Linked DNA regions of Homo sapiens: region 2 is linked to region 1. The links are chromatin contacts, found by Hi-C or POLR2A ChIA-PET in ENCODE. All regions are on one chromosome and are shown on one strand. The core of a region is the stretch at or near the end of the contact, and the rest is flanking DNA. Distances in the headings are between cores, read along the strand shown. Region 1 has its middle 17 kb from the start of TMEM131. Region 2 overlaps INPP4A (inositol polyphosphate-4-phosphatase type I A).

What was found. Hi-C counts contacts between places; a loop is a spot of excess contacts on that map. ChIA-PET counts read pairs that join two places held with the same protein, here RNA polymerase II (POLR2A). Pooled maps may share reads with other maps.
Region 2: a pooled map shows a loop between it and region 1 (4-fold over the local background). The contact joins two enhancer-like sites. A Hi-C loop is called at or near these places in 9 of 37 single-sample maps with no recorded cell type and 4 of 50 pooled maps. POLR2A ChIA-PET finds 5 or more read pairs at or near these places in 1 of 52 experiments (activated CD4-positive, alpha-beta T cell).

What each region holds. Positions count from the first base shown.
Region 1 is chr2:98,010,765-98,014,959 of GRCh38, forward strand. No RefSeq gene overlaps it. Among named protein-coding and RNA genes, the nearest start is that of TMEM131, 17 kb to the left of the region's middle. RefSeq lists an enhancer at 1,808-2,267. Within about 2 kb of position 2,012, at least 5 of the 41 ENCODE cell types and tissues checked have a DNase peak (open chromatin) inside an H3K27ac peak, as active enhancers do.
Region 2 is chr2:98,485,726-98,489,920 of GRCh38, forward strand. The region is part of intron 1 of INPP4A (inositol polyphosphate-4-phosphatase type I A); the gene reads left to right. Among named protein-coding and RNA genes, the nearest start is that of INPP4A, 43 kb to the left of the region's middle. RefSeq lists an enhancer at 2,258-2,337. Within about 2 kb of position 2,391, at least 5 of the 41 ENCODE cell types and tissues checked have a DNase peak (open chromatin) inside an H3K27ac peak, as active enhancers do.

The DNA.
Region 1 (4,195 bases), core at 762-3,261:
TCTGGAGCTCCTGGCCTCAAGTGATCCTCCTGCCTTGGCCTCCCAAAGTGTTGGGATGACAGGAGTGAGCCTCTGTGCCTGGGGGAGCATGCATTTCTAAACCTTTCCTCGACATTTTCGGATCAATGCAGTATAAGGAAAAACATGATTGGGAAATACTCTGGATAGTTTTAGGTATTTAGATTTTGTCAGTCTACTCTTTTGATAAGTAATTCAATATATGTTTACAGGAACATTGTTTTGAATGGGAGCCCATTTCTAGTGCTACCAGTTTTTATTTTTGGTCAGCTTCCCTTTCATCAGTGGGGATGCATACCCAGCTGGCAATTACGCCTCTTTTAGAGGTCATTTGATCCAGCCTTACACTGTGACAAGGCTCTGGGTGTACTGCTGAGGGAATAGTTCCCCTACTGTGCCAGTTGGCTGATTATCTGTGGTTATCCTGTGTATAAAGCATTTTTATAAGTTCACAGACCTCTCTGCTCAAATGTCAGGTCAACATAGAGGCCTCCCTGACCACCTCTAAAATAGCATCTGCCTCCTGTCTCTCTTCATTCCTTTTCCCTACTATATTTATCTTCAGAGCACTTGTCACCACTTGACACATTATATATTTATTTGTTTACTGTCTGTCGCTCACCTTCAAAATGTAGTCTTCAGGAGAAAAGGAACTTGTCCTGTTCTCTGCTTTTCTTTCTCTTCTTTCTTTCTTTTTCTTTCTTTCTTTCCTCCTTCCTTCCTTTCTCTTTCTTTTTCTTCTTCCTTCCTTCCTTCCTTCCTTTCTTTCTCTCTCTCTCCTTCCTTCCTTCCTTCTTTCCGTTTCTTTTTTTTTTTTTTGAGACACAGTTTCACTCTTATTGCCCAGGCTGGAGTGCAGTGGCATGATCTTGGCTCACTGCAAGCTCTGCCTCCTGGGTTCAAGCGATTTTCCTGCCTCAGCTTCCTGAGTAGCTGGGATTACAGGCACCCACCACCACACCTGGCTAATTTTTGTACTTTTAGTAGAGACAAGATTTCACCATGTTCCCCAGGCTGGTCTTAAACTCCTGACCTCAGGTGATATGCCTGCCTTGGCCTCCCAAAGTGCTGGGATTACAGGCATGAGCCACCATGCGCAGCCTCCTGCTATTATGTGTGTTGCCTGACGTGTTGCCTGACATGTGCCTGACATTTGTGTTGTCTCTGACATGTGGTGTTTATAGAACGAATGAATGAAATGAGGGAGTGAATGAATAAATTCTCCCACTGCTAATGGAGGGAGGAAGGAGCAATCTATACTTGAAGAAGTAGAAGGAGCAGGAAGGCCAGGCGCGGTGGCTCACGCCTGTAATCCCAGCACTTTGGGAAGCCGAGGTGGGAGGATCACCTAAGGTCGGGAGTTCAAGACCAGCCTGACCAACATGGAGAAACCCCGTCTCTACTAAAAATACAAAATTAGCTGGGGTGGTGGCGCACACCTGTAATCCCATCTACTCAGGAGGCTGAGGCAGGAGAATTGCTTGAACCTGGGAGGCGGAGTTTGCGGTGAGCTGAGATCACGCCACTGCACTCCAGCCTGGGCAACAAGAGCAAAACTCCATCTCAAAAAAAAAAAAAAAAAAAAAAAAAAAAAGAAGGAGCCGGAAGGTACTCAGGGTATGCCAAGATCTCCATTTGAGCCAAAGAGCAGAGTTAAACAAAGCTAACGACCACAGCGACTCTGTGGCGGGGATATATATGTACCAGTCCACAAATGTGCAAGGAAAAACAACTTCATTTTTCTATAAGTCAACTCAGTTTCTATTCTGAGGCTTGACTTTGACAGGATGAGGCACTTAATAGCTTTAGAGTTGTAGTCCTGCCCCACCTTTGCCCAGAGGTGAGGGGTCGGAGTTGAGGTGCGCCCTACCTGTGCTGGGGTGTAGTGTCTAGTTCATCCTCAGATGCTGAGACAGTGCTCCTGCCTCTCCACACAGGCCAGAGAGACCAGCACTCAGTGGCACCCTGAGCCTCGCCCACCAGGATTTTCCTTTCATCAGTTTTTCCTTGCTCACCCACTGGGTGCTATGACAAGAAGGTGCTTTCTCTACAGCTATCTTCTGCTTTTTAGCCATGGCTTCAGTTTCTGTTCTCAATTCCAGGGTAAGTTTCAGTTCTTTATTTTCATCCCTGATGTAAGACCTGATTCTGAGGTCTAATGATTTGGTAATGAAATGAGGTAGTTTTGCTTGGAGACTCCTACACTGCCCTTTTTTCATCATGAATGTTTTAGAACATTTCCTAACTAAGGCATTTCTTATTAGTATTCCTCCTAAACCAAGTACTTTGTTTCACTTAAATGATGAGTATATATATATTAGAGCCATATTGGTTAATACAGCGTTGGTACTTGGATTTCTTTCATTATAAATTAATTATTTATCTAAATAATTGAAAAAATCCAATTTAAATGGAATCATAGTACTAAAATTTTGTGAGGGAATTTTTAGCACTATTATTAGACACTGTTTTACTTTGTCTGCAAACTGGGGGTTTTAATATAAAATGTTAGGAATTAAAGTAATCGAGGTCAGTAGCCAGCAGTGTATGTCAGTATCATCTGTGGGGGCTTCTTAAAATACAAAAGCCTGGGTCCTATCTGCAAAGGCCCTGATTTGGAGAGTTTCCTGGAGGTCTGAACCCTGTATCCCACGGACCACAAGCCAAAAGTCCAGTCCAGCCCCCTCATTCTTTTTACCGATGAAGAAACTGAAGGTCCCAAAACCACAGGAATTTGTGTAGCCTCCCACATGCGAAAGAAGTGGTTTCAACAAGTACATCCCAGCAGACTCTGACTCCAAAGCCGGGGTAAAGCTTTCTGGGTGACGATGTTTAAAACAGAACGCGATGTTTGTCATGTCTTTGTAATTCTGCAAGTGAAAATGATGAAGATATTCTTTTTACTGGAATCAACCCTCGGGTGGTCAGGTTAGCAGTTCCCAAAGGTCATATTTACATTTTAGCCGAGCCAGTTGTCTAAAGAGAAAGTGTCTTTCTTCCCTGCCTGTGGTGAAGCTTAAGTTTACAACAGGACTGGGGGCATGCAGTGGACACAACCATGATTACGAGAGGGTGGAGAACGCAGGGGACCAGCAACCCCATCACGGCTCAGGGACCCTCACGGGACTTGATGCTCAGAGAGGCAGTTGACACGTATTGCAGGCACACTGGCTGAGTTCCTTCAGGACATGGACAGAGGAGGAGGCCCCGTGACACAGACTCATCTATATCATTGATGTCACTCTCCAGAGAGTTTAAACATGGGCCCGCCTGGGCGTCAGTGTATTCTCACCTGCAGCTAGGATTGAGAACTTTTGCTTTGGGAGACTTTCATTATCCTTTTATGTACATTACTAAAAAGTAGGAGATGGATTGCAGATAATTTAAGATGCCCAACACCACTGCCCTACATGCACGCACATGCATGCCCACCCATGTTAAAGAATGAAAGCCCAAGCCCACGTTATCAACATATCTTAACAACGAGGCCTTGCAGAGTGGTTTGGATGAAGTTGCCACCTTCTTCTTGGTCTAAATGTCTCACTCAAGTAGCCTAACCTTCACTTGGAGAGTAACTGGCTACTTCTCAGTTCTTGCTGCATTCTCTGGCTGGAAGTTGAAGACCACCAGCCACCAGCCCACCAGTCCACCAGCCCACCAGCCTACCAGCCACTAGCCCACCACCCACCAGCCCACCAGCCCCTAGCCCACCAGCCACCAGCCACCAGCCACCAGCCCACCAGCCCACCGGCCCACTAGCCACTAGCTCAGCAGGCCACCAACCACCGGCCCACCAGCCCACCAGTCACTAGCCCACCAGCCACCAGCCACCAGCCCACCATCCCACCAACCCACCAGCCACCAGCCCACCATCCCACCAACCCACCAGTCACCAGCCCACCAGCCCACCAGCCCACCAACCCACCAGCCACCAGCCACCAGCCCACCAGCCCAGCAGAAAAGACAGGATATAGCTTCTCAGTAACTTACATTAGTTCCCTTTCTTAAGAAAATCTTAATATTTGGTCTTTGTATTTGACACTCCTCAGCATCACTACAGTGCGACTGCAGGTGGATTTATTTTCATGTATTCTGCTCATAATTCGTGTGCCTTTTCAGTTTGAGCACTCACCCTTCTTCAATTCTGGTGAATTCTCCTCCATTATCTCTTCAATAT
Region 2 (4,195 bases), core at 1,141-3,640, 480 kb after region 1:
GATTCATCACCCTTGGAATGGTTACAGAGTTTTGTTTTTATAATACAAAACTTTCTTGAGGTGAATCTGTGACTGAGAAAATAGACATCTATTTGAAATATCGTGTCTAAAGTACTAAAATATTGCTGGTTGCTAACCACTTAAATTGAGTATTTTTCTTCATAAACATTAAGTTTTATTGAAAGAGTTGCTGTGATTTCCAGACACTCTTCTTTACTGCTTGTTCAAATAAGGGGAGGGGGCCTCCAGATGAAAAGGTTAAACTAGAGTCAGGCCTGCTTGAAAGTTTTGAGTCAGGACCTTCAGTGGGAGATTTGCCAGAGTCCCACACAGTAGGGCACAGGCTACTGCTTCCTTGGGTCTCTGGGAGGAGGTTTCTCCTCTCTATAATGGAAAGTTGGATTTCTAGCTTTTTTTCTGGATACTTCATGGGGTACTGTAATTGTGTTGACTAATTGATGCTCTTTCCTGGAGTCTCACTCATTAATTGGGCCCATTTCTATGGAAGGCACAAATATTGTAATGTAAGAATCAGATATATGCTGGTGATGCTGTGTGAAGCAGCAGAGCTGCTGTGAACTCTCTGGGGTCCCAAAAGTCTAGGAAGTTTGGAAAATCCTCTTCCTTGTCTAGGCCTGTGCTTCCCTGTCCTCTCTGTTTGCTTTGCTTCCTCTGTCTTTCTCCTTTCCTTGCTCTTGGTTATCTTCTGAAAGATGAGGCTTCACTTTTCCACACCTTCCTGACCCTCCCTGTCCCCAAAGCAGCGATGCATCTGAAATGGCCTAAAAAGGCGTGGAAACCCAGGGGTTCCTGTTCTGGCAGAAGTTCCTCAGTTGCCCACAGGGCCTGAGGTCTGGGGTGAGGAACACCTGGTCCAGATCAAAGAGCTTTTAGGGTGTGGGGCTGGATTTTTGCATACAGGTTACATCAGGAGTCCAGGAGTAAAATTAATTCTTAGAAGGCCAGATTACATAAAAGGCAAGGCAGAGAGGGTTCTGCAAACACTAACCGCCTCTTGGGTGTCTGATGGTACTCCTCTCATGGCCTCAGCCTGGAGGGAGCTGATGTGGGAGGAATCTGTGGGCCCTGACCTGGAATGCTGCACAGTGGCCTCTGCCAGTGACAGGGGCGGGCAAGGCTGAGTCTAGAAGCAAATGCCAGCCCACAAATGTGCAGTGATTGGCGCCTACAGAGGCCAGGGATAGCTAAGTACTGTGGAGATATAAAATGTGGCTTACCATCCTTGCTCTTAAAAGAAAAAAGGGGAAAAAAAGCAAAGACTAGTTGATTCAGAGCTAAGGTTGCTTGTTAAATAAACTTTTAAATTTTAGAATAGTTTTAGATATACAGAAAAGTTGCAAAGAGTGCCTGAAGTTCTCCCATATGATACCTCCTGCCAGGCTGTTGTTAACATGTTAATCACCATGGTACATTGTAGTGTGTTAATTGTAACCAAAATTGATACATTATTCACCAAATTCCATGTTTTATTCACATTTCCCTAGTTTTTAACCTAATTGTCTTTTTCTGTTCTGGGATTCTATCCAGGATACCATGTTATGTGTATTTGTCATATCTCCCTAGGCTCCTTGTGGTTGTGAGTTTCTCAGAATTTCCTTGTTTTTGATGACCTTGACAGTGTTTAGAGACAGAATCAATTTTTATTTTATCTTATTTATTTATTTTTTTTGAGACAAGGTCTTGCTATGTTGCCTACACTGGTCTCAAACTCTTGGACTCAAGCAATTAGCCTGCCTCAGCCTCCCAAAGTGCTGGGATTTCAGGCGTGAGCCACCATGCCTGGCCTGTCTTATTTATTTAGTCATTTATATCAATATGGACTCAATGGTTTTTTTGTTGTTGTTGTTATTTGGGTTATAATTGTCAAAGTTGAGTCAAATATAGAGACAATTCTCTGTTTTATTTGGGAAGCAAGAATTGCAGTTCTGGGCATATACACAGACTGGATGGTCTTCCATATGTCTGAAGAACAAAGAAGGTTGGAGGTTTTATAAAAAGCAGAAATGTTACCCATTGTTTTGAGAGACAGTTCATTGGTACTAGTAATGTTTCGAGGAGCTGGCAAGCTCTGATTGGTGAGTGTAAAACTATTCTTAGACTCACAGCAGCTTGTTTCAGTAGCTATTAGATAAAACTGGTTTCAGGTCACAATAGGCAGTTTCAGCAGCTGGACTTGCGGAGAATTACCTTCCTGTGGCAGTGTTACGTGCCCAGGGTGCTCTGTCCCTGCTTGGCTTCTTGATTCTGTTTTAGTTGGATATGACAGGAATAACCCAATCCATATGATCAACTTTTATGTAATCCAGTACTAGGGTATTCATTGTGTTGCTCAGATTGTTCCAGCTTTGGCCACTGGGGGCTCTTTCAGTTAGCTCGTGTTCCTCTGACATACCTCCATTATTGTGGGTTGTTTGATTTTTGAGTACTTCCTTATTGGCACTGCAAGATACTCCAGGCTCATCTTGTGTATCTCCTATCCCAGCCCTAGAATCACCCATTTCTCCACAGAACCCTCATCCCTTTTATTGGAGTGTAGTCTTAGAAATCAAGATATGGGTGCCAAGTGGCTAAAGTTATTGTAATCTCAATTTATGTGTACTCAGCTGAGCAAAAGCAAAGCATCCAAATGGCAGCGGCAGCAAGAACTACCTGAGGATTTCTCTCCATTTGCCAGTTCTGTGTTTCCTTCTTGGGCTTTACCCACACAGTTTTCTAGTTGCAGACCTGTTGTGCACCTCATTCGGAGTTCTGTACCCGAAATTGTCTCTGTCACGGTGATGTCTTTATGCACAGGCACTCACTCTGAAGTCACTCACCCTCTCACCAGCTCATGGTGGAGATGCAGTAAAAAGATCTTGAATAAATGAGTTCTGCTAGTTCCTCTCTGAGTCCTGTAGTGGCTCTAGGTCAAAAGCAGTAAAACCTAACCAGAGGAAAAAACCAGAGGGGAAAATATTTTGGACACACGAGAAGCTATGTAGACAGGAAGCAAGTGGGAGCTCCTTGGAGAGGGGAGTTGCTTGAGACTGAAGTTCAGGGAAAGGACCAGGAGACTGGGTTGGTACTGGTTCCTGCGGGCTGGAGGGGGTGGAGTAGGGAGTGTTGTGAAAGTTTCAAGCACAGAGGACTGAATGGAAGCCTCACAATGCAACCTAAGGACTTTGGATTCTTGCTTTTGAGTACATGCACTGTGTGTGTGTGTGTGTGTGTGTGTGTGTGTGTGTGTGTGTGTGTGTGTAAATGGTGTAGTTTGTTGGCTGTCAGCCTTACTAGGAGGCTGGTTTGGAGCCTGTTGCCTTAGCTCTGTGGGGTGATGATGGGAATAGTGAAAAAGAGGGTGACAAAAGCAGAGAGTCTCAAAGAGGGGACAGAACTCAGTGACTGACCAGTTTGGTTGATGGTTGGAAAGAGGTGTCAGATACATCTGAGCTCCCAAGAATGGTGGTACCTGGAAGGGAGAGAAATCAGGAGGAGCCAGTTCTGAAGGGAATGTGGTCTCGGGTCTCAGTGGATACCAGGAGTTCAGGGGCGGGTGACTGGGTAACTTGGAAATACAGGACTGGGCCTTAGGAGTGTCATTAGGGCCAGGCCAAGAGGGGTTTTGGCATCATCTCCTGGATGGCCTTAGTGGATAAAACTGACAAGGCTGCAGAGTGGAGGGATATGCCAACACCCAGCCCTGGCTTGAACCTGTCCCTGTCCCTTGATGTTGGGAAGCAGAGATTCCCTGTCATGTCAGATGACTCAGAGGGGCCCTAGGATGCTGAGGCACCAAGTGAGGGCTGTCATTTACACACCGTCTGTCGATAACATTGGTACCAAGCAGTATAGGGTCTTTTATCCTGGAGATTCTGAACCTCTGTGATGGACCCCTGAGGTCCCCTCTACTATGACAGTCCCATTCTGAGGGGAATTTGGCCTTAATGCTTCCTCTTTGGCATAGCAAACTCTGCTTCCTCTTCTTCTGGAGAGGGTGCACAGAAATGTTTTCTCTAGTCTGTAACTATGGAGAGGTAATTTGTTTCTGGGAGGGAGACGAAGTAGGGCACCTTTAACTATTTGATCTGAGTTTTTGTCCTTGAATCATGTGGAATTACACATAGGGTTTATATACCCCCCCACCCCCCACCCCATGCAGCTGCAAGATTCTATCTGCCTTTTCTTCTCCTTCCAT